3 separate regions of the Homo sapiens genome follow, and all the other regions are linked to region 2. A link is an interaction called in ENCODE POLR2A ChIA-PET data of the cell type or tissue named here. Cell type or tissue: CD4-positive, alpha-beta T cell. All regions are shown on one strand. Each heading gives the region's core, and the rest is flanking DNA. Links, peaks and the distances in the headings are about the cores only. Region 1 overlaps CTCF (CCCTC-binding factor). Region 2 overlaps RIPOR1 (RHO family interacting cell polarization regulator 1). Region 3 overlaps CTCF (CCCTC-binding factor).

Region 1 (5,483 bases), core at 1,484-5,483, 83 kb before region 2:
TTATTAACATGCACTCTCTTTCTCTGGAACAAAATGTTTAAATTTAGAGATCTGTGGGTAAACTCCTGATCTTCCAGATAAAATGCCTTATTTCTCAAGTGACTGAAATCCTAAGTGAAAACGTGGGGAATATATAGATAGGTGGCAGTGTGTCAAGAACGAGAGATGCTTCCCTGCTGAACTTCTTCAAGCCCTCTATTGCCTAAGTTGGCCCAATGCCTAGAAAACTAAACAAGTTCAGTCAGAATTGGGGGAAAAGCACACAAAAGCAGGCTAACAGGATCAAAGGCTTATTGGCTTGGTGGTATTTCAGCAAAAAGCCTTGAAAACAGCAGTAGACCATCTGCTGGTCAATCTCTGTAGACAGCCGACAGGCAGAACTTCTGGGTCAGGACAAGTAAGACTGCATGGCCAACAGTGGCATGGAGCCCAGGCTGACGTCCCTTTTCTGGGGGAGATAAAGAGTCACTAGGTATAAGGCCTGGAACCAAATTCCATGCTCTACTAACCAGCAGCAGACAGAACACAGAACTGTAGAAATCTATCAGAAGCTATCAATAATCTCTTTTGACTAAAGATGCTTCTGGTTACATACAATTAGGGAAAGAAGCTGGTCTTCCTGGAGATGAACCACAGAAGTGAACAAGGCAGTATCAGGAGAAAGCAGGACATAGGACAGAGTCTGGCAGCAGGCGGCTTTGCAACTAAGAACAACTATAGGGATCCCCAAGGTTAAGATTATCTGATCACTGGTAATATCTGGGAGTCTCCTAACATTTCTGAAAACCCCCAACAGTTCAGTGCAATAATTTTTTTCCCTTTTTTTTTTTTTTTGGAGACAGGGTCTCGCTCTGTTACCCAGGCTGGAGTGCAGTGACACTATCTCAGTTCACTGCAGCTCAACCTACTGGGCTCAAGCCATCCTCCCACCTCAGCCTCCCAGGTAGCTGGGACCGCAGGCGCAGGCCACAACCCCCTGCTGATTTTTGTATTTTTTTGTAGATAACAGGGTTTTGCCATGTTCCCCAGGCTGGTCTTGAACTCCTGAGCTAAGGTGATCTGCCTGCCTTGGCCTACCGAAGTGCTGGGATTACAGGCGTGAGCCACCATGACCAGCTGCAAATTGACATCTTAAAGGAGGCATACACTTAACACCCAGTGACTGAAGAAGATGCTACTTAAAACGGATACTCCATTTAAAAAAAGGAAAAAAAAAAGGGGGGGGGGGTGGGGGGGACCTTGTTACAGATCCAAACATAAACAGCTTAGTGCTTTCATGAGAAAGTTTTACAATAAAACCCATAAAGTAGCTGGGTGCAGTGGCTCATGCCTATAATCCCAGCACATTGGGAGGTCGAGGCAGGAGGATCACTTGAGCCCAGGAGTTACGAGACCAGCCTGAGCCACACAGTGGGACCCCATCTCTATTTAAAAACAAAAAAACAGCCGGGCACAGTGGCTCACATCTGTAATCCCAGCACTTTGGGAGGCCGAGGCGGATGGATCACCTGAGGTCAGGGGTTCTGGACCAGCCTGGCCAACATGGTGAAACCCTATCTCTACTAAAAATACAAAAACTAATAGGGTGTGGTGGGGCATGCCTGTAATCCCAGCTACCTGGGAAGCTGAGCAGGAAAATCGCTTGAACCCAGAAGGTGGAGGTTGCAGTGAGCAGAGATCGCACTACTGCACTCCAGCCTGGGCAACAAGAGGGAGACACTGTCTCAAAAAAAAAACAAAAAACAAAAAAAAAACAAACAAAGAACAAAAAAAGCCCAATAAAGTCACTAAAGTTCTCCAATATGTTCCTTCTTCAAAAATCTCAACCCCTCCCCACTATTTCTACTGACAACCAGTGCAAAACACAATATGAAGAATCCCTAGACTATCAGGCATCATCTATAATCTCTCCAGTTTAATGGTGCTTCTGGGAAGTCCATTTCCTAAAACCAAACTCTCTACCACCTTTTCCATCCATACCTTAAGTCTTTAGTTACAGAGGTGCCTTCCCACCTGGATGCCAGCAACCTAGATATCCACACTACAGAATCTAACACTCTGAACATGTTTGTGTAATTAAATGTGGCCTCCAAGTTACCAAGACTCTTGTTCCTCCACCCTCTTTGTGAGGCTTGGCACTTTTTGTTTTTTTTGGAGACAAGGTCTCACTTCGACCACCAGACTGGAAGGCAGTGGCGTGATCACAGCTCACTGCAGCCTCAATTTCCCGGGCTCAGGTGATTCTCCCACCTCAGCCTCTCGAGTAGCTGGGACTATCGGCATGTACCACCACACCTGGCTAATTTTTAAATTTTTTGTAGAGACAAGGTTTTGCCATGTTCCCCAGGCTGGTCTCGAACTCCTGACCTCAAGTGATCTGCCCATCTTTGTCTCCCAAAGTGCTGGGATTACAGGCATGAGCCACTGTGCCCGACCGAGGCTTGGCACTTCTAAGCACAACCTCCTGCCTGGGTTTCATGACTAGAGAGGCAAAAAACACTCCAAAGAGTACCTGTGGTAGGAAAATAGGCAAGATTTTAAACTTTAAATGGAGAGATTAAGGTAGGAAGAGAAAGGCTGACCTTCACTGACTTGATCAGCACCTCTCAAGGTTAGGCTGACACAGGCAGTCAAACCATAAGTGAAGATGCTTAAACAACCTTCTTCATGTCCATTAGATTCACTGCTCTTATCTAGACCAGCTTCCTAAATGTAAAAGTTAAGAACATAGGAAAAGAAACTCTGCTGGCCTTAGAATATCACAAATTTGAATAAACTGAATAAAAATATTAATTTTGCTTTAACTCAAGATTACGTATAAGGCATTAATAATGGCCGGGCGCAGTGGCTCACACCTGTAATCCCAGCACTTTGGGAGGCTGAGGAGGGCGGATCATGAGGTGAGGAGATCGAGACCATTCTGGCTAACACGGTGAAACCCCGTCTCTACTAAAAAATACAAAAAAATTAGCCAGGCCTGGTGGTGGGCGCCTGTAGTCACAGCTACTCGGGAGGCTGAGGCAGGAGAATGGCGTGAACCCGGGAGGCTGAGCTTGCAGTGAGCCGAGATCGCGCCAGTGCACTCCAGCCTGGGCGACAGAGCGAGACTCCGTCTCAAAAAAAAAAAAAAAAAAAAAAAAAAAAAAAAAAAAAAAAAAAAAAGGGCATTAATGAGCGGAATGCCACGAAGAAAAAAGAAAATATGCCCCAGAAAAACACTAACTGCTGTTGTAAATAGACGTTAGGAGATGAGAAGTTTAAAGAAAGGAAGAGTGTGTGCCCGCCTCTATATCCCAGCATATCCATACATAAACACACTGGAAACTGGGCTCCAAAGCCTGCCATAGTAAGCAAATCAAGGAACAAGTCACTTACCACTGTCAGAGGAATCTTCTTTCTTAGAGCGCATCTTTCTTTTTCTTCCACGTTTACTCTTCTTCGTTTCTCCTCCATTTTCCCCCTCTACGCCATCTGGGCCAGCACAATTATCAGCATGTCTTGCCATGGTATTCTAACAAAAAGAACAAAATCCTCTTTCACACCACTAAAAAAGCTAAGATCAGATTGGAAGTTATTTACTTTAATAAAATCCATATTAAGCCTAAAAATTCTAGTATCTGCTAAGTGTGTCCTGAACACGCTGTCTCTGCTCAGGGGAAATGGATAAGGCTGGGTTCTCTAAGGGGAGGCTCAGCAGCCTGCAGACAGAGACGGGGGAGGATCAGACCAGCTCTTAGTTCTGTCAAGATCTAACAGAGCCCCCAAGAGAAGACCCAGAACAGGCTACAGCTAGCTAAGGGTGGGGTAGGGTGGGGTGCAGGTTTCAATCCACCTAAGGAAATTTTTTTTTTTTTTTTGAGACGGAGTCTTGCTCTTTCGCCCAGGCTGGAGTGCAGTGGTGCCATCTCGGATCACTGCAAGCTCTGCCTCCCGGGTACACGCCATCCTCCTGCCTCAGCCTCCTGGGAGTACAGGGGCCCGCCACCGCACCCAGCTAATTTTTTGTATTTTTAGTAGAGACGGTGTTTCACCATGTTAGCCAGGATGGTCTCGATCTCCTGACCTCGTGATCCACCCACCTTGGCCTCCCAAAGTGCTGGGATTACAGGCGCGAGCCACCGCGCCTGGCCAGGAAATTTCTTTATGCAATCAATCTATTCAAAGATACTGTGTTCCCCATCAGTGGAAGGGTTCACACATGGATAGAAACATCAAGATGGGGATGACTAACCCTTTCCAAACAATGGAGCATCTCTGTTTATAACCTCAGTGAAAAAAACTACCATGCTCTGCAGAGGAAGACCAAAAATCCAATATTCAGTATCATAACAGGCAAAGTGAAGTTCTGACCCTTACCCGACGTGTAAATGTTTTCCCACACTTAGAACAGACAAAAGCCGCAGGGACGAAGTTGGGGTCGTGATAGCGCTTGAAGTGCATGTCGAGAAGCTGCTTCTGGCGGAAGGTCTTATCGCAGTGGCTGCAGGCGTAAGGCTTCTCCCCGGTGTGGGTGCGCTTGTGCATGATCATGTGCCTCTCCTGAAACGGCATAGGGGGAAAGGCCTCAGAGCCTGCTCATGGGGCTACTGCCCCAGCTGCCACCTGCATGCATGTGGCCAACAGGTATTTCTCACCCAAGCTAGGTCTAGACTCCACACGGCTTGTTGAGATGATAAAGCTATATATTTAGAGACAGGGTCTTGCTCTGTTGCAAAGTCTGGAGAGCAGTGGTGTGATCATGGCTTACTGCAGCTTCAAAATGGGACCATAGGTATGAGCCACCATGCCTGGCTAATTTTTTTTGTTTTTTTTTTGAGACGGAGTCTCGCTCTATCGCCCAGGATGGAGTGCAGTGGCGCGATCTTGGCTCGCTGCAACCTCCACCTCCCGGATTCAAGCAATTCTCCTGCCTCAGCCTCTTGAGTAGCTGCGATTACAGGTGCCTGCCACCACACCCAGCTGACTTTTTTTTTTTTTTTTTTTTTTGAGATGGAGTCTCACTCTGTCGCCCAGGCTGGAGTGCAGTGGCGCAATCTCGGCTCACTGGGTTCATGCCATTCACCTGCCTCAGCCTCCGGAGTAGCTGGGACTACAGGCACCCACCACCACGCCCAGCTGATTTTTTGTACAGACGGGGTTTCACTGTGTTAGCTAGGATGGTCTTGATCTCCTGACCTTGTGATCCACCTGCCTCGGCCTCCCAAAGTGCTGGGATTACAGGCGTGAGCCACCGCGCCCGGCCGACCTTCGTGTTTTTTTGTTTTTTTTTTTTAGTAGAGATGGGATTTCACCAGGTTGGCCAGGCTGGTCTTGAACTCCCAACCTCAAATGATCTGCCTGCCTTGGCTTCCCAAAGTGCTGGGATTACAGGTGTGAGTCACCGTGCCTGGCCCCAGCTAATTTTTTCTTTTTCTTTTGGAGACAGAGTCTCGCTCTGCCACCCAGGCTGGAGCGCAGTGGCGCAATCGCGGCTCAATGCAACC
Region 2 (5,768 bases), core at 895-4,894:
CACCCAGGCCCAGAAAAGCCAGGCCTTGCAGCCAAGCCAAGAGCCTTCTGTCCATGGGAGATGGATGGCCTGAAAGGGACACTCCAGGATTGTCTGGGGTGGGGAGGGGGGTATGGAGGGAAAGGAGGGTCATGTCATATGTCTGGGGTTCAGCAAATTGTACCCACATACCAGGCACAGAAACATACAAGGAAGGCACCCCCGCTCTGTGGGCGAGACAAAGCAGCAATCCTCTTCCCACATGCCAACCCATCTTTTTCTTTGCCTTCACAAACGTGCCTTTTTTCTTTCTTCTTTTTTTGGTCCTCTGCAGCTTGGAATACATGAGGAAGAAGAGTGGGAGACAGGAGGAAAGGTAAGGTTGGGAGAGGGCAAGAGGAAAGGAGGAGAGTAGAGGGAACACTCCATCGATTGCCAGCACAATAAACTGTATCATGGACTACTTCAGCCTGGCCCCTGCTTTGCAGTGTGCGTGGAGCAGTTTCCTCTGGGCAGAGTCTCAGAGATGATGGCCAAGGCGACTGTGGCCTCAATGGACTTAACTGATAGGGCACTTCTCAGTGTGTCACAGGCCTTGGAGGCCCACTTCCATCTGTCCCCTCAGAGGCTGGGCAGACGCTTTCCCTGCCCTGATACCTTTGACTCATGATGGTATCGTCAACTGCCCATCACCTGAGGCAAGGGGCTCCCAACTGTCCTCAGTCCCAAACAGCAGGAACACCTGCCTCCCTGACCCACATGACAGCAGGGTAGGGGGTGGGAGAATGCTATGGGCAGGTTTGCCCTGTGGGAGGCCCCTGTGAGGCAGAGGGGGTCAGGAGAGATACAGAGGTGGGAGGACAAGGGTTCTCTCTGCCCCTCCACCATCTCAGGAACCTGGGCATGGGCCTGGGTGTAGGAGGCCATCCAGCCTGCCTTCAAGCCACTGATGGAGAGAGGCTGACTGGCTGTCCTGGGGTTGATTCATGCTGCTCTGAGCCAGATAGGCATCATGTGCTTCACCTGGCTGTGCTCACAGTGCCCTCATTCCAGCTCCTGTCCCCTTCCGATCCTCACACCCACCCCTGGCTAGAGCTGAATACTAGGCTCTGGCCTCAGGACTCTGCAGAGCACAGAGTCTAGGGTCTGTCCCTTCCCAGCATTGGAGAGCAGGGATTCTTAGTGACAACGCCAGTGGACCCCTTGGCTGGGATGATGACATTTTTCCATCCTCCATTTCTTGCCCAAGCCCTGCTCTCTCCTGTGTACTGAGCTGTGAGCTCATGCAGGCTCAGTCACCCCCATCTGCACTTTCCCAGGACCTGGTCAACCAGTGTTCACTTCCTCTTCCCCCACCATGACAGGCTATGCTTTTGATGCAGGTGGATAGCCCTGCTCTACCAATGGGCCTCTTGTGGGGGCCTCAGGACTGAGGGCTGCTAGGGGCGGTTCTGGGATTGCCGGCCTCCTCCAGGGACCCCTGGGGCAGGCCCCAGCTGTGGCCAGCCTTGGGTGCTGGCCTGGTCTCCATCATTTGTTTGCCTCCTCTGCCCCATGCTGCTCCAGCTCACCACCCCAAATACTGAGCTGCACCATCCCGTGCCACCCTTCGTTACCCAGAGAGCAAAGAGCCGCGCCAGTGTGCAGAGGGCTGCCTGCCTGCCCCTGCCCACCCTCGCCCCAGCGTCTGGAATGAGCCACTTGCATCCACACAGGTGCTTCCTGTGCTTCTTCCTGTTGCCGTTTTTTCTGCTCAGCTTGGCTTCCCCAGCAGGTGGTTAAAGCCCCAGCCAAACCTCTTCATACCTAGCTCTAAAACACTGGGGGGCAGGGCTCCCTGGGGATCTGGGTCACCCTCCAGAGGACTGTTGGCACTTCACTGGCTCTTCCTGAGGGCAGGCTCCCCAACGTGACACGTCCTGCACAGGCCAAGCTGCTGCCACAGGTACTGGGACATCAGAGTGGCCTCAATGAGTCAGGGAAGTGCTGCGTATGCACCACCTCCTTGCCCCTGGATACTGGAAGTGCTGAGGGAGAGGGGAAGGGTGGAGAGCCTGTTTCTCTAGCCACGGGTGTGGGCCTCCCTCAGCCCCTCCTTAGAACAGGCCTGCCATCCTGAAGTCCCACCCCACACTCCAGTTCCTCACGCAGGACTCAGCCTTCTGGGGTTAACACATTCACTGGCCAGGCAGCTCTGGGGCAAGGCGAGGCGGGGCAAAGGCAAGCCCTCTCCTGGGATCTCTGCTTCCTGAAGCAGCACAGGTTGGCCGGCTGTTGGGGATCACAGAGTTCAGGCACGTTTGTTATTATAGAGGGGGAGACAGCTGGAGAGGGAAGGGACTTGCTGTCTTGGGTCACAGGTTAGCCATCCAGGTCTCCTGCCTCCCAGGTCCCAGCTCTTCCCCTCCGCAAGGAGCTCCTCTCCCCTGCCATCCAGCTTCAAGGAGCTCCTTCAGCCCCCTCTGCAGAAAGCTGCCCAGGCTGCAGAAGACCCAAACCTGGCATCTGCTGACGCGGATCTGCTGCCCCCTGGTGGGCAGAAGCTCCAGCCACCCCGTGCCTCCTTTCCCTTCCTGTTTTTCCTTTCCCTTCCCCTTTGCTCCCAGGCCACAGCCTGGGATTGGCACCCTTTGGTGTTTTCTGGGCCAACTCCAGTTTAGCTCCACCTTGGGCCGTAGTTCCCAGGCCCAGGGTAGGCCCCACCTGCAGGCTGAACCACCCTTTTCCCCTGCTCTCTTCTCCAAGCCCAGTTCCAGCCTCTGGGCTTTCTTCCACCTGAATTTCCAGGGCAAGTGCACATGGCACTGTCACAGCTGCAGTGTGAACACACCAGTGTCAGGCAGGGCCACAGCCAGAGGGTGTTGGAGCAGAGGGTCAGGAGTGTACCAGGCCATGTAGGAAAGACATTTTGCTTTTTTATTTTCTGTAAAACTCTGTAAATAAAATACAAAACCAAGGGATGTGGCTGGGCAGCGGCAGGGTGGCCAAGCCCCAGACACTGATTTGTGGCAAGGGATGTGCTGAGCCGAGGCTGGGAGGCACTTGACTGCAGGCACTGACTCTCCAACCCCAGGGGCAACAGAAGAATATATTAGATTTTCATTGCTAGGAATCTGTGGGGGAGGGGTATCTGGAGCCAGCCCTTACCCTCCCTGCCAGTGCCTGGTGAGCCCTGAAAGTGGGGGGAAAGGGGCACCAGGAACCCATGGGTGAATAGTTTAGAATGCTGTGCTGGCCATGCTGCCAGGCCCAAAGATGCGGGGCAGGGCGTCCAGGGACTCCTCCAGCCGTCGATGGGCAGACTGTCCCTCTTCTCCTGTAATGAGTGAGGATGAGGTCAAGGGTGGCCCTAGCCCCATCCCACTCTCCCACCCCTGGCGCCATCTCTCCTACTCCCATCAGCCAAGATGTCCCAGAACTCCACCCATCTCTTCCATCCCCCAGCCTCACCACACTGCTGTAGGCTTTGCCGGGCAGCTTCCCTCACAGCTTCTGTGTCAGTTTGGCAGAGGTACACCAGGGGCTCAATGCCCTCGGGAGCCTGTCAGGGGAGGGAGCATTGAGGTGGGCTCAGGGGAGCAGATGGGAGGGTTTCAGGGGTGGGGGTGCCGGAAGCGGACAGAGGGGTGGGAGGGTTGGCAGGGGTCACCTTGATGCAGCCTAGGGCCAGGCAGCCAGCCACTCGAGTCTGCACGTCCTCATCCTCCAGCTGGTCCAGGAAGCACAGGAGGGCCTGTGGAAGGGTGGGAGGACAGACTTAGCCAGACAGTGGGAGTCCAGGACCCCAGCCCTCGCCCTCAAGGGAGCCCTGTCCAACTCACCCTCTCCCGGAAGGTAGGGCCCAGTGACAGGCTCCGGAGCTGGGTGCTGACAGCAGCCATGACCTTGTTGTTGCCATGGACGAGCAGGGAGCTGAGGGCCCGCAGCCCGTCCCTTCGCAGACGCCCCTCGGGCGCCAATCTCAGGGCCTTCAGCACAACAGCCTGATCATCCGAGTTCAGATTCCGCACCAGTAGCACTGAAAAAAGGGGATATGGTGGGTGGGTGGGCAAGGTGGCAGGGTGAGGAGCCCCCGAGGTTGGGGAGGGCTTGTCCTCATGTCCTCAGACCCCAAGAGGCCACTATGTGATCAGGGCCACCGCCTCACCCTCCTCAGCGGTCTCAGTCACGTAGGCCTCCATGGTGGGGCTGTCCAAGGTTTCCACAAAACTCCAGAACTGGAAGACTGTGAGCTGCTCTCCAGGCCCTGGCTGGGGCCTTCTGGGCAGCTTCTGCCCCAGGGCATCCTCCAGGAACTTCACACACACTGCAGGAGGCAGTAGCATGGGCCTCAGAGTTTGGGTGAACACAGCTTTTAGAGGGGAGAGATGCTCCTATCCCAGGCTCAGGTCCAGGGGCCCCCTGTTCAAACCCCACCCATCTGGGTCCTTCTGCTCTAAGGCCCAAGTCTTTGCTGGTCTCCTCGGTGCCCAGTTCGTTTATCTGTGTGGGCTGACCTGGCTTCCCCGAGCTTCCTGTCACTGGGAATCTGAGCAAGGGTGGAAGGAGGAAGCAGCCCACTCACCAGCCTCAGCCAAGCCTGGCTGGCGCAGGGAGAGGCGGGCACCATACTGGTTGCAGAAGGTGAGAAGCACCCGCTCCACCGGGCAGAGGAAGCAGCTGAGTCTCTCTGTGCACTGGTCCCAGAAGGTCAGGAAGCCAGGCCGAGAGGCCGAGAACTGCACCACTGTGAGGGGGTGAGGGAAACCGTCAGCAACAGGCAGGCAGGTGAGTAGAGAGCATGCAGATGGCAGTAGGCTGAGGTAGGAGCTTCAAGGCAGATGGCAGAGCCCGAACCCCCAGGGCCTTTACCTTCCTGGGCAGAGCTGGCCGGGATCTCCCACCGCCTGCTGAACTCGCATACTGCCTCCAGTACTCGGGCTTCCCGCAGCAGCCGCTCCAGGGCCCATGCCTCCTGGCAGCGCAGGGGCCCAAATGTGCCCAGTTTCTGGAGAACATGGGTGGCCAAGTAGCTCAGGCCTCAGGGTAGGGCTCGGGAGGATCGTGCTCAGGGACAAGTCCCAGCATGCACTGGGGGAGGTTGGGGTTGCAGAGTTGGGAGATACTCCATTCAGCAAGGGCCAGATGCCAAGGGCCCTGGGGCACTGGGGTGTGGCACTCAGAGGAGGTATAGAGGACCAGGATGGAAGGGCAGGACTCCCTGGGGTTAGGGGTTACAAAGGAAGGGTGGGGGAACACCATCAGCCTCACCAGCAGGAGGCGACTGCAGTGGTACAGGTGCCGGACCAAGGCAGCATCCAGAGCTGGACACCCCGTGCTGAGGGGGCGGGCACTGGGTGAGTCTATGCTGTCCTCAGCCCCAGCCTCCGGGCTGCTTGGAGGCCTGAGGGAAAAATGGGGTCCACCACCCCACAGGCACACATCACCACCTGGTCACCAGCGTTTATTTTTATTAAGCTTCCCCCATGCCAGAAAGGAAGAAGATGATGCACCGACAGCAGACAGTGGGGTAAGTTCATGGAGGATTTCCAGAAGGAGGAAGGGGCTGGGACCAGCAGGTGGTAGTAGGGATCTCTGGAGTCAGTCTGCGCCATGCTACCTCCAGCTGGGACCACTGGGGATGGCATGGGTAGGAGTAGGCTGCAGGCGGGATGGTTTATGACAAGTGGACTGCAAAGGGTGCAGGGCATGGGGCTGTAGCCTGGGCAGCAGCAGAGGAAGGAGGGACCTGGCACAACTCTCAACTGGGAACCAGCAAAGGCCACTCCAGGACTGACAGTTGAGGGGCC
Region 3 (4,097 bases), core at 1-4,000, 76 kb before region 2:
TGAGGTCAGGAGTTTGAGACCTGGCCTGGCCAACATATAGTGAAACCCGTCTCTACTGAAAAATACAAAAATTAGCTAGGCATGGTGGCGTACACCTGTGGTCCCAGCTACTCGGGAAAATGAGGAAGGAGAATCATTTAAACCAGGGAAGTGGTGGTTGCAGTGAGCCGAGATCGCGCCACTCTACTCCAGCCTGGGTGACAGAGTGAAACTCCGTCTCTCACACAAAGCACACAAGCACACATACACACAAAGAAGTCTCAGAGTTGGGCCAGGTGTGGTGGCTCACACCTGTAATCCTAGCATATTGGGAGGCTGAGGTGGGTGGATTGCTTGAGTCCAGGAGTACGAGACCAGCCTGGGCAACATAGTGAAACCCTGTCTCTACCAAAAGCTAAAAAAAAAAATTAGCTGGTCATCGTGGCATGTGCCTGTGGTCCTAGCTACCAGGGAGGCTGAGGTGGGAGGATTCCTTGAGCCTGGTCGATGCTGCAGTGAGCCAAGACTGAGCCACCGAACTCCAGCCTGGGCAACAGAGCAAGACAGTCTCCAGTAAAAAACAAAAACAAAAACAAAAACCTTGGAGTTAAGGCCAGTGAGAGAAAAAAAGGTTAAAATAAGAGAAAGTTTAAAGAAGTAAGAGGAAGAAGAAAACCAACAGGATTTAGTGTCACAGAGGCCAAGGGAAGAAAGTGTTTCAAAGGAAGAGGGTACTGTCAACGATGAAGAACACTGCTAACAGATCAAGTCATCTCTTAGGAAGAAGAGTGGAAAGGAGTCTTCACTACATTCAGAGAGTGGGGTCATTCATGACCTTAAGCAACAGTCATTATACCAGAGTGATGGGGAATAAGCCAGACAAGAGGGAAAGATGAGGGGGAGAAGACTGTGAGGGATGTTAACTCTTCATAAAGGCTGGCTGGGAAGGAGAGAAGAGTTAAACCTAGAGGGTGAAGACATACATATATATAAAAATACATATATATATGAATACATATATATATACACACATATATACACACACACACATATATATACACACACATACACACACACACACACACACACACACACACACACACACACACACATATATAATTTTTTTTTTTTTTTTTGAGACAGTGTCTCACTCTCTTGCCCAGGCTGGAGTGCCGTGGCGCGATCTCCGCTCACTGCAACCTCCCCCTCCCGGATTGAAGCAATTCTCCTGCCTCAGCCTCCCAAGTACCTGGGACTACAGGCATGTGCCACCACACCCGGCTAATTTTTGTATTTTTAGTAGAGATGGGGTTTCACTGTGTTAGCCAGGATGGTCTTCATCTCCTGACCTTGTGATCCGCCCATCTCAGCCTCCCAAAGTGCTGGGATTAGAGGCGTGAGCCACCGTGCCCGGCTATATTTTTATTTATTTTAAGAGACGGGGTCTTGCTATATCACACAGGTTGGTCTAGAACTCCTGGCCCATCCTCCTGAATAGCTGAAACTACAGGTGTGAGCCACTGTGTCTGGCTAAGATTCTTTTTTTTTTTTGAGATGGGGTCTCTCTGTCACCCAAGCTGGAGTGCAGTGGCACGATCTCGGCTCGTTGCAACCTCTACCTCTTAAGCTCAAGTGATCCTCCCACCACAGCCTCCTGAGTAGCTGGAACCAAGGGTGCACCTCACCACAACCGTTTTGTATTTTTGGTAGAGATGGAGTTTTGCCATGTTGCCCAGGCTGCTCCGGAACTCCTAAGCTCAAATGATCCACCCACCTTGGCCTCCCAAAGTGCTGGGATTACAGGCGTGAGCCACTGCGCCTGGCCCTTTGTCTTTATTTTTTAAGTAGGAAGAGAAGTCATTTACTGAGACCAAGAGGGGAGAGAAAAAAGAAGGAAAATTAGAGGTTATAAGAAAATAGGAGTAGGGGATCTGGTGTAGCAGCTCTCGCCTGTAATCCCAACACTTTGGGAGGCCAATGAGGGCAGATCACTTGAGGTCAGGAGTTCGAGAGCAGCCTGGCCAACATGGTGAAACCCTGTCTCTACTAAAAATACAAAAATTAGCCATGGGCGGGCACCTGTAGTCCCAGCCACTTGGGAGGCTGAGGCAGGAGAAGAGCTTGAACCCAGGAGGCGGAGGTTGCAGTGAACAGAGATCAGGCCACTGCACTCTGGCCTGGGTGACAAGTGCAAAACTTTGTCACAAAAAAAAGCAAGTGAGGGCTGGGCGCGGTGGCTCATGTCTGTAATCCCAGCACTTTGGGAGGCCGAGGTAGGCAGATCACCTGAGGTCAGGAGTTCAAGACCAGCCTGGCCAACATGGTGAAACCCCATCTCTACTAAAAAATACAAAAAAAAAAAAAAAAAAAAATTTAGCCGGGCATGGTGGTATGCGCCTATAATCTCAGCTACTCAGGAGGCTGAGGCAGGAGAATCACTTGAACCTGGGAGGCACAGGTGGCAGTGAGCTGAGTTCATGCCATCATACTCCAGCCTGGGTGACGAGAGGAAAACTCCATCTCAAAAAAAAAAAAAAAAAAAGTAAGAGTAGGTTGCCCAACTCTATATAAGCACCAAACACTGTGGAATGAATTCGCTCACTCATAAAGAACTGGAGCACACCTGACAAGAACAAACAGCTGGAACAGCTAGGAGCAGTGAGGGCCCAGCTACATTTGGGATCATGAATTTATGTATTTACGGTACTACAAGTTGTATCAACTGAGGTGATATCCCACTAAACTTAAAGAGAGCTAATTATTGGGAGTAGATATGAGGTAAGGGAGAGGATGGCTCTCACTTTTTACTCGTTACCTTTTTTTTTTTTGAGACAGAGTCGCGCTCTGTCACCCAGGCTGGAGTGCGGTGGCGTGATCTCTGCTCACTGCAAGCTCCACCTCCCAGGTTCACGCCATTCTCCTGCCTCAGCCTCCCGAGTAGCTGGGACTACAGGCGCCCACCACCATGCCCAGTTAATTTTTTGTATTTTTAGTAGAGACAGGGTTTCACCATGTTAGCCAGAATGGTCTCGATCGCCTGACCTCGTGATCCACCCGCGTTGGCCTCCCAAAGTGCTGGGATTACAGGTGTGAGCTGCCGCGCCCGGCCTACACTAAATATTATTAATAAACTCCGGCTGCATGTAAACTCTAGTTTAACTATGCACAGAAATACAGTTACCACTAAACCAATAAAACAGTCCCATTACCTAGAGAAAGTACAGACGTTCTCAAAAAAATACAATAGAATGACCTGAGTTTGAATCACACTATGTTACTTTCCTATTTGGGGAAGGAAGGCTACTAATTAAAGGTGTACTCTGTCTCCTCCCATCACAGCTCCCATTAATTTATAGATGAGTTTTACTCAGGACAGAATCTTGTGGCCTGACTACAGTAAGAAAAGGAAGAAATAGAAAAAAAAAAAAAAAAAAAGCAGCTAAGCAATGGCTTTTACTAAACTAAGTGACAGGCCATTCCTATACATAAAATGTTATGAGAGTCAGAAGGTGAAGTTATTTTTGATCCCCATATTTCGAAATATAAATCCTTCAAAATATTTTTTTCACTTCTCACTAGTTAATCTACTTACCCAAATCACTTTTTCGGGCTATGACTGTGTCACAGTGGGGACAGTGAAATTTGGCCACATTTTCTGTGTGCTTCTGTAAAATGTGCATCTTCATGGTACCACTTTGGGTAAACCGAGCATGACAAATATAACATTCATAAGGCTTTTCCCCTTTAAAGAAAATACAGAATGAACACATAAATGAAATGAATAAATACTGTAATTTAACTGGAGGGTAACTCAGGTGGCAGATATGCTACACCACAGAGAATCTACAGGTCTTAGGAAGGCTGAGGCTCAGTCCCAGTTCCCGGATCTTGTCTATCTTCAGATATGGCCAAGTCCTAAACTGCTGCTGGCCACCTCTGCTCTGCCCAGCTCTACTCTGGAATCCTCCACATTACAGCAATGCTTACCTTTGGGGGAGACTGAATGGAGAACCCACAAGTTTTTCTTTTTAGGAAAAGACAATATCCAGGAAAACTGAATAAGGTAGGTTAGGAAATCTACCCAGACTTTTAAAATTAAAATCTGTCCATTTTAACTT

Evidence for each region. ChIA-PET counts read pairs that join two places held together with the same protein. Peaks named below come from ENCODE experiments on the same cell type or tissue, not always from the same donor. Only the 100,000 strongest peaks of a DNase experiment are listed, where the experiment ranks them.
Region 1: POLR2A ChIA-PET joins it to region 2 with 6 read pairs; 10 of 35 experiments call an interaction of 5 or more read pairs at or near these places.
Region 3: POLR2A ChIA-PET joins it to region 2 with 6 read pairs; 10 of 35 experiments call an interaction of 5 or more read pairs at or near these places.

The regions. Positions count from the first base shown.
Region 1 is chr16:67,627,426-67,632,908 of GRCh38, reverse strand. It overlaps CTCF (CCCTC-binding factor), which reads right to left. Exons shown (of 12, transcript NM_006565.4): 9 at 4,357-4,539; 10 at 3,376-3,511. Among named protein-coding and RNA genes, the nearest start is that of CARMIL2, 15 kb to the left of the region's middle. In CD4-positive, alpha-beta T cell, for the core only: no CTCF peak of the experiment used is centred there; no DNase peak of the experiment used is centred there; H3K27ac peaks cover 873 bases.
Region 2 is chr16:67,543,893-67,549,660 of GRCh38, reverse strand. RIPOR1 (RHO family interacting cell polarization regulator 1) reads right to left here. Exons shown (of 22, transcript NM_024519.4): 15 at 5,230-5,362; 16 at 4,831-4,966; 17 at 4,544-4,705; 18 at 4,127-4,285; 19 at 3,801-3,997; 20 at 3,629-3,712; 21 at 3,430-3,520; 22 at 2,875-3,295. The coding sequence ends at 3,198. LOC124903703 (a long non-coding RNA gene) reads left to right here. Exons shown (of 2, transcript XR_007065094.1): 2 at 314-442. Among named protein-coding and RNA genes, the nearest start is that of CTCF-DT, 16 kb to the left of the region's middle. RefSeq lists a silencer at 2,361-2,655 and an enhancer at 2,605-2,664. In CD4-positive, alpha-beta T cell, for the core only: CTCF peaks have their summits at 2,329 and 2,540 (motif pointing left); DNase peaks (open chromatin) are centred at 1,326, 1,710 and 2,480; H3K4me3 peaks cover 1,198 bases; H3K27ac peaks cover 2,162 bases.
Region 3 is chr16:67,621,066-67,625,162 of GRCh38, reverse strand. CTCF (CCCTC-binding factor) reads right to left here. Exons shown (of 12, transcript NM_006565.4): 7 at 3,572-3,721. Among named protein-coding and RNA genes, the nearest start is that of CARMIL2, 22 kb to the left of the region's middle. In CD4-positive, alpha-beta T cell, for the core only: no CTCF peak of the experiment used is centred there; no DNase peak of the experiment used is centred there; H3K27ac peaks cover 412 bases.